2 separate regions of the Mus musculus genome follow, and region 1 is linked to region 2. A link is a contact called in ENCODE Hi-C or POLR2A ChIA-PET data. All regions are on one chromosome and are shown on one strand. Each heading gives the region's core, a stretch centred on a gene start or an enhancer-like site at or near the end of the contact. The rest is flanking DNA. Distances are from core to core; before and after follow the strand shown.

The links. Hi-C counts contacts between places; a loop is a spot of excess contacts on that map. ChIA-PET counts read pairs that join two places held with the same protein, here RNA polymerase II (POLR2A).
Region 1: POLR2A ChIA-PET joins it to region 2 with 13 read pairs in Patski. The contact joins the promoter of Sike1 here to the promoter of Sycp1 in region 2. A Hi-C loop is called at or near these places in 1 of 37 maps with a recorded cell type or tissue (mature B cell). POLR2A ChIA-PET finds 5 or more read pairs at or near these places in 1 of 5 experiments (Patski).

Annotation. Positions count from the first base shown.
Region 1 is chr3:102,993,498-102,998,988 of GRCm38, reverse strand. Sike1 (suppressor of IKBKE 1) reads right to left here and starts at 3,249. Exons shown (of 5, transcript NM_025679.3): 1 at 3,022-3,249; 2 at 2,728-2,833; 3 at 1,604-1,746; 4 at 386-499. The coding sequence starts at 3,180.
Region 2 is chr3:102,932,301-102,937,650 of GRCm38, reverse strand. Sycp1 (synaptonemal complex protein 1) reads left to right here and starts at 1,551. Exons shown (of 33, transcript NM_011516.2): 1 at 1,551-1,665; 2 at 1,986-2,107; 3 at 2,770-2,842; 4 at 3,001-3,044; 5 at 3,390-3,446; 6 at 4,844-5,008. The coding sequence starts at 2,000.

The sequences.
Region 1 (5,491 bases), core at 2,000-4,499, 60 kb before region 2:
CCAGCCCCACAGTTGACATTTCCCCTGATTGCTGCTGACTACATTCATTTATTTTCCTGAAAAGGAAATAAATAAAGGAGAAATTGAAATTTTAAGTCACTAGGACACAAAGAACATTAACACTGCCAACCAAGGCAACCCAGGAGGCCGAGGCTGAGGCAGGGCAGTTTTGAGCTCTTAGCCAGTCCAGGCCCCATTCTGAGATGAACCCCTTCCTTCCTTCCTCTCTTCTTCTTTGAGACATTTTTGTAAAAAGGGGGAACATTATTATACTGCAGTGAGGACAGTGGTGATACATCCCAAGAGCCTCTAAAACTCACAACCAGTGAACTTAACAAAATAAATAAAAGAAAAAGAGGTGACCTTCTGGCAGTGAGAGCCTTACCTCCAGCTGAGCTAGTCTCTCCTGAACCTTACAGAATTGGTTATCGTCCACCTGAACAGCTCTCCGCATCACTGCTCCCATTTCACAGATTCTATCGATCTGACTTTCAATCTCCTGTGAAAATAAGATGAAGAAAAGGTTCCTAGTGATGAAGACCATGGAACGCATGTACAGGAGAATTTTATGTCTATTAAAACCTTGAGAAGTAAGAGTAAGTGGGAAGTGGCTCCCTTTGTACACACTACAGAAGTTACATTGCAATCATACTATATTTCGAGCTATAATAATATCAATCTATCAATCTGTGGCATTTCAAATAATTTCCAATTTTCAAAAGAATGTTTGATATCCAGGGACCAGGTGTGGTGGCATACACGTGTAATCCTAGCCCTTGGGAGGCCTAGGGAGGAGGGTTAGGAGTTAAGAGGCCAGCCTGGGCTAAATGAGACCTAGCTGCAAAAAACAAAACAAAACCCTAAACAAACAAAACACCCACCCAACCAACCAAAAGTAATATAACAGACAACTCAAATATTTAGATATTTAAAACATTCAAATATTTTAAACATTCCATTGCCTAAAACTCCTAACGATAGAAGATGAAACGTGGTGCATCTTTCACTGTAGTAAATAGTTGCTTCCAATTAATTACTACAGTAAAAGCTAAAATAGGGCAAGGAAACACCCTACAAACTGCAAGGTAATTGCTGGCTCCTCCAAGTTAAACAGTGAAGGATCAAAGAGGAGGAACTGCTATAAAACAAAGGAACAAGACCAGCCCTCCCCCCATAACACAGTCTGAGTCATTTGATGAAGTTAGTGACTGCTTGCTATGTGGAAGCGAGGGATAAAATCCGACTCATGCCCTTGGAACTATAAAACTTATGGCTCGATAGAATGTACAACAATCAGCTAAGCAGTCACTGAATGCCTTCAACACTAGCTGGTATCACACTTGCTATGTAGCCCAGGATGGCCTACTCTCAATCTTTCTGTGTCAAGCTGAAAAGAAATCCCTGGTGAGGGAGGTAACTTGACCACTAAAGGATGGAAGAGGCCCTTATCCCCTTCCTTTATTCATGTCTTCACAAAGCCACAGCCAAATTCAGAGTGATTATGAAAATATGCAGAAAGAGGAACACTGTTTTCTGCAAACAAAGGAACGACCCCACGATTTCAGTTCAGTTTATTTACAATTTATTTATCAGTGTTTCTTACTGCAGAGTGAGACTGGTGAGCTTTCAGAACTGGTTCGGCATCCACGGCTTTCTTAGCGACCATTAACTGTAACATCTGTTTCCGGTACTTGCTCATGATCAGTTCCAACGCATCCTGGTGCTCCTCCAAGGAAACCCACAGTTCTAACAACAAAAGCAAACATCTGGACAATGACGTCTAAGACTGGTCTCAAGGCAAACCTCCTAACAGCTGGAGCTCTCAGACACTCCACGGGACACTGGGAATCCAAAGTTGGAAATCAGTATTCAAGCCCACAGACGTGAACAGTGTACCTGAAAACCAACTCTCTAGGCAGTAGAGTCTTGTGCAAATAAAATGGGACGTGTAATCACGAGGCACGGATTTGAATTCAGTTTTCTAATTGACTTCTCAGAAGCAAAAATGAGCTCATTAAAATTAAAAAAAAAAAACTACATTTTGTTGATTTGTGTGAACCACGGCACATGTCGGGTCAGAGAAGAACCCCCAGGAGTCAGTTCTCTCCTTAAACCACGTAGGCCCTTGGAATGGCCTCAGATCCTCCAGCTTGGCAGTTCAGGCCTTCTGGCTGGTTCCAACTGGTGTCTGTGAACCTGTTTCTTAGCTGCATTGTGTAAATACTTGGTCAGGGGCATAGAGTGGAATGGCAGATGTAAAAGGGCTCCATCAGACAACTACCATCCTGCTGTCATCAACAACCCTAAGACTATGTATTTGGGGGACGAAGTTCTAGCCTTCCATCTTGCACAGGAACATTAAAGAAACGTCGATCTTAACTTTAGTGTTCACTCTAATATCGAAATGTTACATTTGGAGACTATGAACTTTAGTTATAGAAGCCTCCATTTGGTATGTGGTCACTCCCCAGCCATCTAACAATTCAACTCTGCTAAACTACTGAATACATCTTTCAAGGTCATCAACCAGGAAGACTTTTAAAAGAGCAATCTAACAGATTTTACTGTTACCAGTTGACCCTTGAAGCACTGATCTAAATATATGTATGCGATGTGCACGCTTGTGAACTGTTCAGGCACTTGTGTAAGAATGTCCAAAGTAGTATTACCAGAAAAAAAAAATCCTAGACACACACACACACACACACACACACACGCCTGACTAACCTCTGTTTTCCTGCTGTAAGTCTCTAATCTGGGTATTCTCTTGAGACAGCAGAATGTGAGGTTTATATTTAGACATGTCCTTCACGTCGGATGCATCCTCTTGATACTGGACAGAAAGACAGACTAAGGCACTGTAAACATGGGCAGGTGCTGCGGAGGAGGCAGCAGTCCCACCCACGACACAGGAAGCTCACACATCCGCCCTGCCCTCCAGACCAAGATAAATCAGGCCGCGCGACCCCACCCACCCGCCCGCAGCGTCCACCCCTGGGCGCGGCTCGGCCCCCGGCCGACCTGCTCGGGTAACACGGCGCCCGCCTCCCGCATCGCCGCCACCCGCCGGTGCAGCGCAGCCGACTGGTCCACCAGCGACTCGGCCGCCGCATCGTGCTCGCGCAGCCGCTCCAGCAGCGTCTTGGCGTCCGTCAAGATCTTCTCGATCGTGCAGCTCATAGTGGCCGAGGAGGCGCGCCGGGCCCGCTAGCCTAGGCGCTTCGCTCAGACCTTACCCGGCCCTGGCTCAGCGCGAATCGCGTCACTTCCGGGTGCACTTTAAAGGCGTGGTGGCATCTCGGTCGGCGCCTGCGCAGAGGTGGACTCTTGGTTACCCTCAGGCTTCGCCACAGCCTTAGCCTTTCTAGGGTGGAGCAGCAGAGGTCGGATTGGTGCCACATCCTGGTTTTTCACGAAGTTATTTCTGTTCCGGTCTTAGTTCAACTTTTCTTCTGGTTTTGATTGATGTAGTTTGTTATTTAGTAATGGGATTGTAACAAACTGATGAAACAGATACTCACCCCCAATAAGTGGTAAAATACACCGGAACCTCTCCTTTCCTCCCTCCCTCCTTCCATTTCTTCTCTTCTTTCTCCTCACCTCCCCCTTTTCCTTTTTTCCTTCCCTCCCTTCTTCCTTTAAACGGTGAGCAGTGTCTGGGAATGACATCTGAGGTTGTCCTTTGACTTCCACAACTGCACTTGTGTATGCAATCAGTTAGATGCACACGCGTGTGCACATACACAAAGGAAAATCTTTCCTTAGTGCAATGTTGGAAGCCTTTTGATTTGGGAGCTATTCTGCTATTCTACAGCACTATGGCTGACTGTGTTTAACGAGTACGGTGGCTGACAGGGAATTCTTTCCTAAAATATTTTTGTCCAAAAGAGTCTAGGACAGTAGAATAGTAGTAATGCTGTGTTTTAAAGAATCATTTTCCCTGTCCTACAGTCTCTTTTATCTTGAGTTCAGATGTAAAGTTTAGAAACACGTGATGTTTGGTGTACTTTTGTGATTTGGGGAAATGCCTATTGTAAAAATTTTACACTTACAAAACTGTGTTAAGAGGTTGCCTCTGGGAAGATGAAATAATTTTCATTCGGAAGGAAAACAACTTTGGGAAAACAGAATAATAGCCTCGAATAAGTTTACAACAAAGACCAGGATATATTTGCAAACGTTTTGTGAGGAGCGTTTCCCAGGACTCTTAGAAATACTTGAGGAGTACACAACCCCCTTGAAGTCACACAGGATGAGGGCTCAGATTATGTGAGCTGGACATTAAGGGGTAAAGATCCCCTCAGTTCTGGAGAAATTGGGGGACACTTGAAGGTTGTACTGGTAGCCCAAATAAACTTACCTAAGGCATGTGGGCATAGGTTAGGACATTAGGAAGGGCTGAAGTGGGGACAAGTTTTCGGTTGCCAGCAGTATAAGTCTCAGGTGAGAAGGGAGGGGCCTCTCCTGATGCTCCCAGCCACCGTGCATGAGAATACCCAACTGTGAACAGGCTAGTTTATTTGTTTCTAACATTTCACTTAGTTTCCCCCCCTTGTCTCCCTGGTATTCTTTAACTCTTAATTCCTTACATTTATATATTGGATTGTAGCTGTTGGGCCCTTGGTCTTGTCTCAAGGACTTGGTGCATGTGCAAGTGTGCAGAGAAACACAGAGAGATAGAGAGAGAGAGAGAGAGAGAGAGAGAGAGAGAGAGAGAGAGAGAGAAGAGAGAAGAGAGATGAAAGAGTGAAAGAGAAGAGAGGAGAAAAGAGAGAGACTAGTACTTTGGGTCTCAAAATGAAGCTATGGTGTTTTGGGATGCTGAAAATGCTTTAAGGTTAGATTGTGCAGATTGTAGAACTCTGGGACTGTAAGCAAAACTACTGAAGAACACACTGTGTAGTGTGGCAGTGGCTGTTAGGGTGATACCTAGGGATACAATGACACACAACTGAAATGCCAGTTCCCTCATGCAGTGCCACACACCCAAGAACTACAGCTCTCTAGTGCATAGAACTCTACATCATTTTTTACTGGTCTTTATTGTCTTGGGATGACCATAAATAGGAGTATAGAAGGGGCAGGGCTTGTGGAAATATGTGGGGACAAAAGGCAGTGATACACTAGACTTTTAATTCTACAGTATAAACCACAGCTGGGAGGTTGTGCACACCTTTGATCTCAACACTCAGGAAGCAGAGGCAATCAGATCTCTTATTTGAGGCCAGCCTGGTCTTTAGAGTGAGTTCTAGGACAACGAAAGCTACACAGAGAAACCCCGCCTCAAAAAAACCAAACCATACCAAAACCCCACTCTAAACAGCAATTTCTATGAACAGAATAAATTTAGCTTTTAATAAATTGGAAAATTGAGTTGGATAAGTTTATTTGCTTACTTTTTTCTTTATAAAACTGTTTGCGGGTCAGCAAGAGGGCTCAGTGGGTAAAGGTGATTGCTAGGATTTACCCATAAATTGTCCTCTGTCCCCAA
Region 2 (5,350 bases), core at 302-2,801:
TGTACTTGTTAAAAATATTACTGCAGCTTAGTAGAAGCCTTTCAAAGCAAGAGGGTCCTTACGATCAATGCCTGATACTCTGAGGACTCTAGCTTTCAAAAAACCCAAATTCATTTGTAAGGAGAGAGTGAATTGAGAATGCACCCGAACAAAAGGGTTCTCTGCAGGGCCCCTGCCTGAAAAACAACCTCCTAAACATGAGTTTCTCTAGCTTTGGCCTTTAAGGCAGATAGAGGATGCAGTAGTTGGAGTCCAACGAACCAGTTTATGTCTTCAGCTGGCGACAGAACTTGGAGGTCAGCACTGATTTTGCAGGCAGGCTAGATGTGAGAATGAGGGGTCATGAAAACTGCAGTGACCACTGAGGGCAGGCAATACGTGTTAGGGTCTGATTCCCTGCAAGCCGGCCCTGGAGGCCATTGTATGAAGCTGTGAAGGTCAAGCCTAGGTTATAATGGAGAATCCAGCATGGTTGGAGATGCCAGGACTGTGAAGCCTCTGCAGAGGAAAGATGCAGGCATGAAATGGAGTTAGCTCAGTTGGGGAGAGCTGGGTCATGGCATGTCTCAAGACTATAATGATGATATATCTAGTTAGCCAAGCCTGATTCTTTGATTTCCCTCCCTTTTACTTAAGTTGAAACACACTAATTCAACCTGGTAAATGTACTTTCCCACTGACACCTCATCTCCACTACCCCTGTGGATCGATCATTCAGGTCCTTATATCTTGTCCTAGGTATTAAAACAGGCTCACTCCAGAAACCGGAACCATTCTTTATACCATGATTTTTCTTCCAAACATAATCATGCTAACCCTGATGCTCAAAATTTCATGATCCTCATTTGTAACGTCAAAAACACGCCCCTGCCCCCAACCAGTTTTAGCCTTCACCTCTTCTTTTTATGTCCAGCCTTGGCACTCTGTTTCCCCACCCAGTCTCCCCCATCCGGCCCTCCCCCCCCATCCTACTTCTTGGTCTCATTAAGACTCACAGACAGCTCCCGTTTTGCTTGCTTAGTCGGGGGTATTGTGTAGCCACAGCAAATGAAGTTACAAACACATACAGGAAGTTCTATAGACTCCCAAAGCCATCTTTAGCACCCAGCAACCACAGGACTCCTCAGAAATGACTTCTTTTTATGGGGCTTATGGCTGTAGCACAGGACTCATGTTTGGTTCTCAGCATCCACCAGGCAACTAACAACCATCTGTAACTCCAATTCCAAGGGCTCCTACTCCTTATGGATGCCCAGGACGCTGCACGTGGTGCACGGGTTGATGCATACATCCACATGAAACACTCTATAACACGCACCAGAACATAATAAATACAGCCTTAGAAAAGGAAAGCACTGAGACGCCTTTAAATGGCTATACACCAACGAGGGGGTTGGGGGGGGGCTTTCCCAGCATCCTCCGACAATTTTGAGCGCAGACTTGGTAGAGAACCCGGCACGTGGGAAGGGAAATCTCGCGAGAAGTGCTGCGCGCGAGATCCCGGCCAGCTGGACCAACCGTTAAATTGAGCCGGTCGCGGCCAGCCTCCCAGTCCCGCGAGTTCTCGGGCTTCCAGGAGGTTCTGAGGGGAAGCTCACGGTTCCGTTCCATGTCGTCTTCATAAAGGAGCGCACGCGGGGCCACGGGCCGCGGAGCCTGACAACGGTGAGGGTGTGGAGGGTGTCGGGGCCTGGGGCCCACGTACACACCTCTGTCACGCGTGTCCAGGTGCTTGGCTTCGCGGGCTTCGCGGGCCAGGGAGGCCCCGGGCCCTGGGCCTCAGGCAGTCGCGGGCGGCCTTCGAGGTTCGGGCTGGGCCCGTGGTCGCGTGGCCGGCTGGAGTGGAGAGATGGTGCGGCCGTGCAGGCTTTCACCGTGCAGGCCACACGCGCCGCAGGGTGACACGGACGCTGGGCCCCTCTGAGGGACCTGGCTCACTGTACTTCGGCCTCACCCAGCCGTGTGACCTCTTCCCTTCCCCCGAGGCCCAGGAGGCAGCATGGAGAAGCAAAAGCCCTTCACACTGTTCGTCCCGCCGAGGCTGAGCAGCAGTCAAGTGTCCGCCGTGAAACCGCAGACGGCGGGAGGAGACTCCAACTACTTCAAGGTCAGCTTGCGTGGGCGCTTCGGAGACAGTGCCCGGGCCCGGGACGGGGCGAAAGGCACGTGCAGCCGCCGAGCCCGGAGACCTGAGGTCCACCCCTAGAAAGTTCCATCCCTAGAACGCACGCGGTCAAGGCGAGAAGGGTGGCTTCCACACCACGGGCACGTGTGCGAGCCCACAGAGACTCACGAGAGAGATGCTAATAAGAAAAGCATGCCTTACACTTTGTATGTTACATTAATCGCTGATATACCCTAAAATTTGGGGTGGATTTTTTTTTTTTTTTTTTTTGCCCGTAATTACAGGCCTTATTGTATGTTGCCAACATTCAAACTTTTTAGACTCCTTTAAACGTGATTCTTGTAAAATTCACTGCTGGGCTGGAGAAATGGCTCCGCCCCCAATAGCACATACAATTCCCAGTATTTCTACTTTTGCAGGGCCGGGTCTTTGATATGTTGTTAATGCTACAGGTAATTTCTGCTATAGCTAAGACATGTCATTGATATTTGATTTAGTGAAGATCTCAATTTGGTTGAGTGAGATTGAAGGAAACCATATACTATTGAAATTATTAATATTCTAGAATATACAAAGTTTCTGTTATGTAATAACAGTAAAGAGGTATTGAGCAGAATATTTAAAGAACCTCTTTGTATTTCTAGACTGCCAACAAATGTACAGAAGGTGATTTTGGTGTTCCATTTACAATGTCCAGTCGGGAAAACATTGATAAAGGTAGGTTTGGACAAATATGTAAATTTTCATAGAAACATTTTGTTATATACATTGCCAGTTATACAACACAAGTATTACATTAATACTCTTGACATTCAGTTAGGTAAAATAATATAAAGTGATGTTCTCATATTTAATGACATTTTCTTATTTCACAGATCCTGCTTTTCAAAAACTTAGTATTTTGCCCATGCTCGAACAGGTTAGTAAGAGTGTAATAAGAATTAAATTATTAGAGATTGTAATTAGAGATTGAATTATTTGAAGAAAAAATTGGTAGTTGTAGGATTAGTAGTTTTATGTAATTTAATTCTTATTACATTTGTGTATATGTGTGCTTATGTATATTTGTATGTATGTGAGTGTCACACATACCATGATATATGTGTGGAGGTCATACTACAACTTGTAAATCTGGGCTCAAATCAGGTTCTCATTGTGGCCATCATTGTTACTCATGGAGCCATTTTGCTAATCATAGTCTGGTGTATTTAACTGTCATTAGCTTGAAATATATAATCTTACAGTTTTTTTTTTTTTTTTTTAGGTTGCTAATTCTGGCAGTTGTCACTATCAGGAAGGAGTAAATGACTCTGATTTTGAGGTCAGATATTTCCTTCTTATTTCTGGAATTTCATTTATTATTTGAATATACATTTTTAAGTTCTCAAAGTATTCATATTCAGTTAATGTTTTAAAATATTTTCTTTGAAGACTTTTCTTTTAGTGGCTCTGGGGACTAAATCAGAGCCTCATGCACTTTAAGTGGCAACTGTTCTACAACAAAGTTGTATCTGTATTCCAGATATTTTTTTCCTCTTAAAGTATTTGAAATGCTAAACAGTTGTATTTTCCTAGGTAAAAGAAAACAAATCTTTTGGGGAAATTAAATTTTAAATAAAAAAAATTAAAACTAGAAGAGTAGAGAGATATGTGGAAAGGTCAGCATTTTACAAAAATAATCTTTTGACAGGTAAAATTGTCATTTGGTTGTGGTTTTTTTATTAGATATTTTCTTTATTTACATTTCAAATGTTATCCCCTTTCCTAGTTTCCCCTCCAAAAATCCCCTATCCCCTTCCCCCTCCTCCTGCTCCCCAACCTACCCACTCCCCCTTCCTGGCCCTGGCATTTCCCTATACTGGGGCATCAGAGCCTTCACAGGACCAAGGGTGTCTCCTCCCATTGATGACTGATTAGGCCATCCTCTGCTACATATGCAGCCATTTGGCTGCTTTATTGTACAAGAAATTTATTTGTAGATTATGGCATATTTTTTGAATTATAAGAGTCGTTCTTACAGCACATCTTATAAATCAAGGGAAATTTCGGGGCCTGATAAGTGCTATATGCCTATTGCAAGGGTTAATAGTGTCACAGAATAAAAAAATTTGGAACCAGTCTGTATTTTGATAACAGGTTAAATGCAAGCAAATATCAGTTTATTTTTAAAATATGATTTGGAGTATAGCTTCATATTAGAGTTATGTTATTTGTTTAGTATGTGAGATGCCATGAGTTAGCTCCCCAGCTCCAATATAAAAAGCAAACCCAAGTTCCTCTGGCATTTATAATATGATAATGAATAAAAAAAAGTCAAGAACTCTAAAACCTCAGGCTCATTGAAAATTACGTATTTTATTTACTACTTTCTTGTCATATTCTTAATATACTCTTAATCCTCAAATGATTTCTCTAAACAAAATGCTTTAATACAATAGTTAACTTTTATGTATTTCCTGTGGAGTGATGTATTTTAACTGTTATTGAGTCATATTCTCTTACTGAATTAAATTAACTTCAGCATTTTTCAGTCTTGATTTTAGTCAGTGATTTTGGTGAAATAGCATATGATGTCTTGATACTATGAAAGTTAATTTTGCTACAATATAAATTGAATAGACAGTTTGTCACCATTAGTATATATGCATATGTGGTAGGTAACTATTGTTGGTTATATTAAAATTTAGACAATTAACTTTTGGAAATCCATTTAAGTAGAATTCAGAGCCAATGAGCAGACTGTATTCAAAGCTGTATAAAGAGGCTGAAAAGATAAAAAAGTGGAAAGTGAGCATAGAATCTGAACTGAAGCAGAAAGAAAATAAGTTGCAAGAAAACAGAAAGATAATTGAAGCCCAGCGAAAAGCCATTCAGGAACTTCAGGTATAATGGTGTTTTGGATTATAAATATGGCAAATAAATACTATTTGAATAAAAAATAAAAGAAAAAAGATAAAAATATGGCAATAAATATTAGCACAATACTGTTGGAAATAGAATTCAAATTAAATTGCATTCATGTGGCAGATATTTTTGAGAACAAGGCTTTTTGAAATTTCACTAATAAAAGTTACAGGTCAGATTTAGGAATGAATACAGGACAAGTTCCACTAAGATGATTAAGGAAATAATTAGATAATGGCAAATTTAGTCACATTCATTAAAAAAAGAGTTTAAAATTTTATTAAGTCCTATTATTGATGTTTAATTTGATATGATATATAT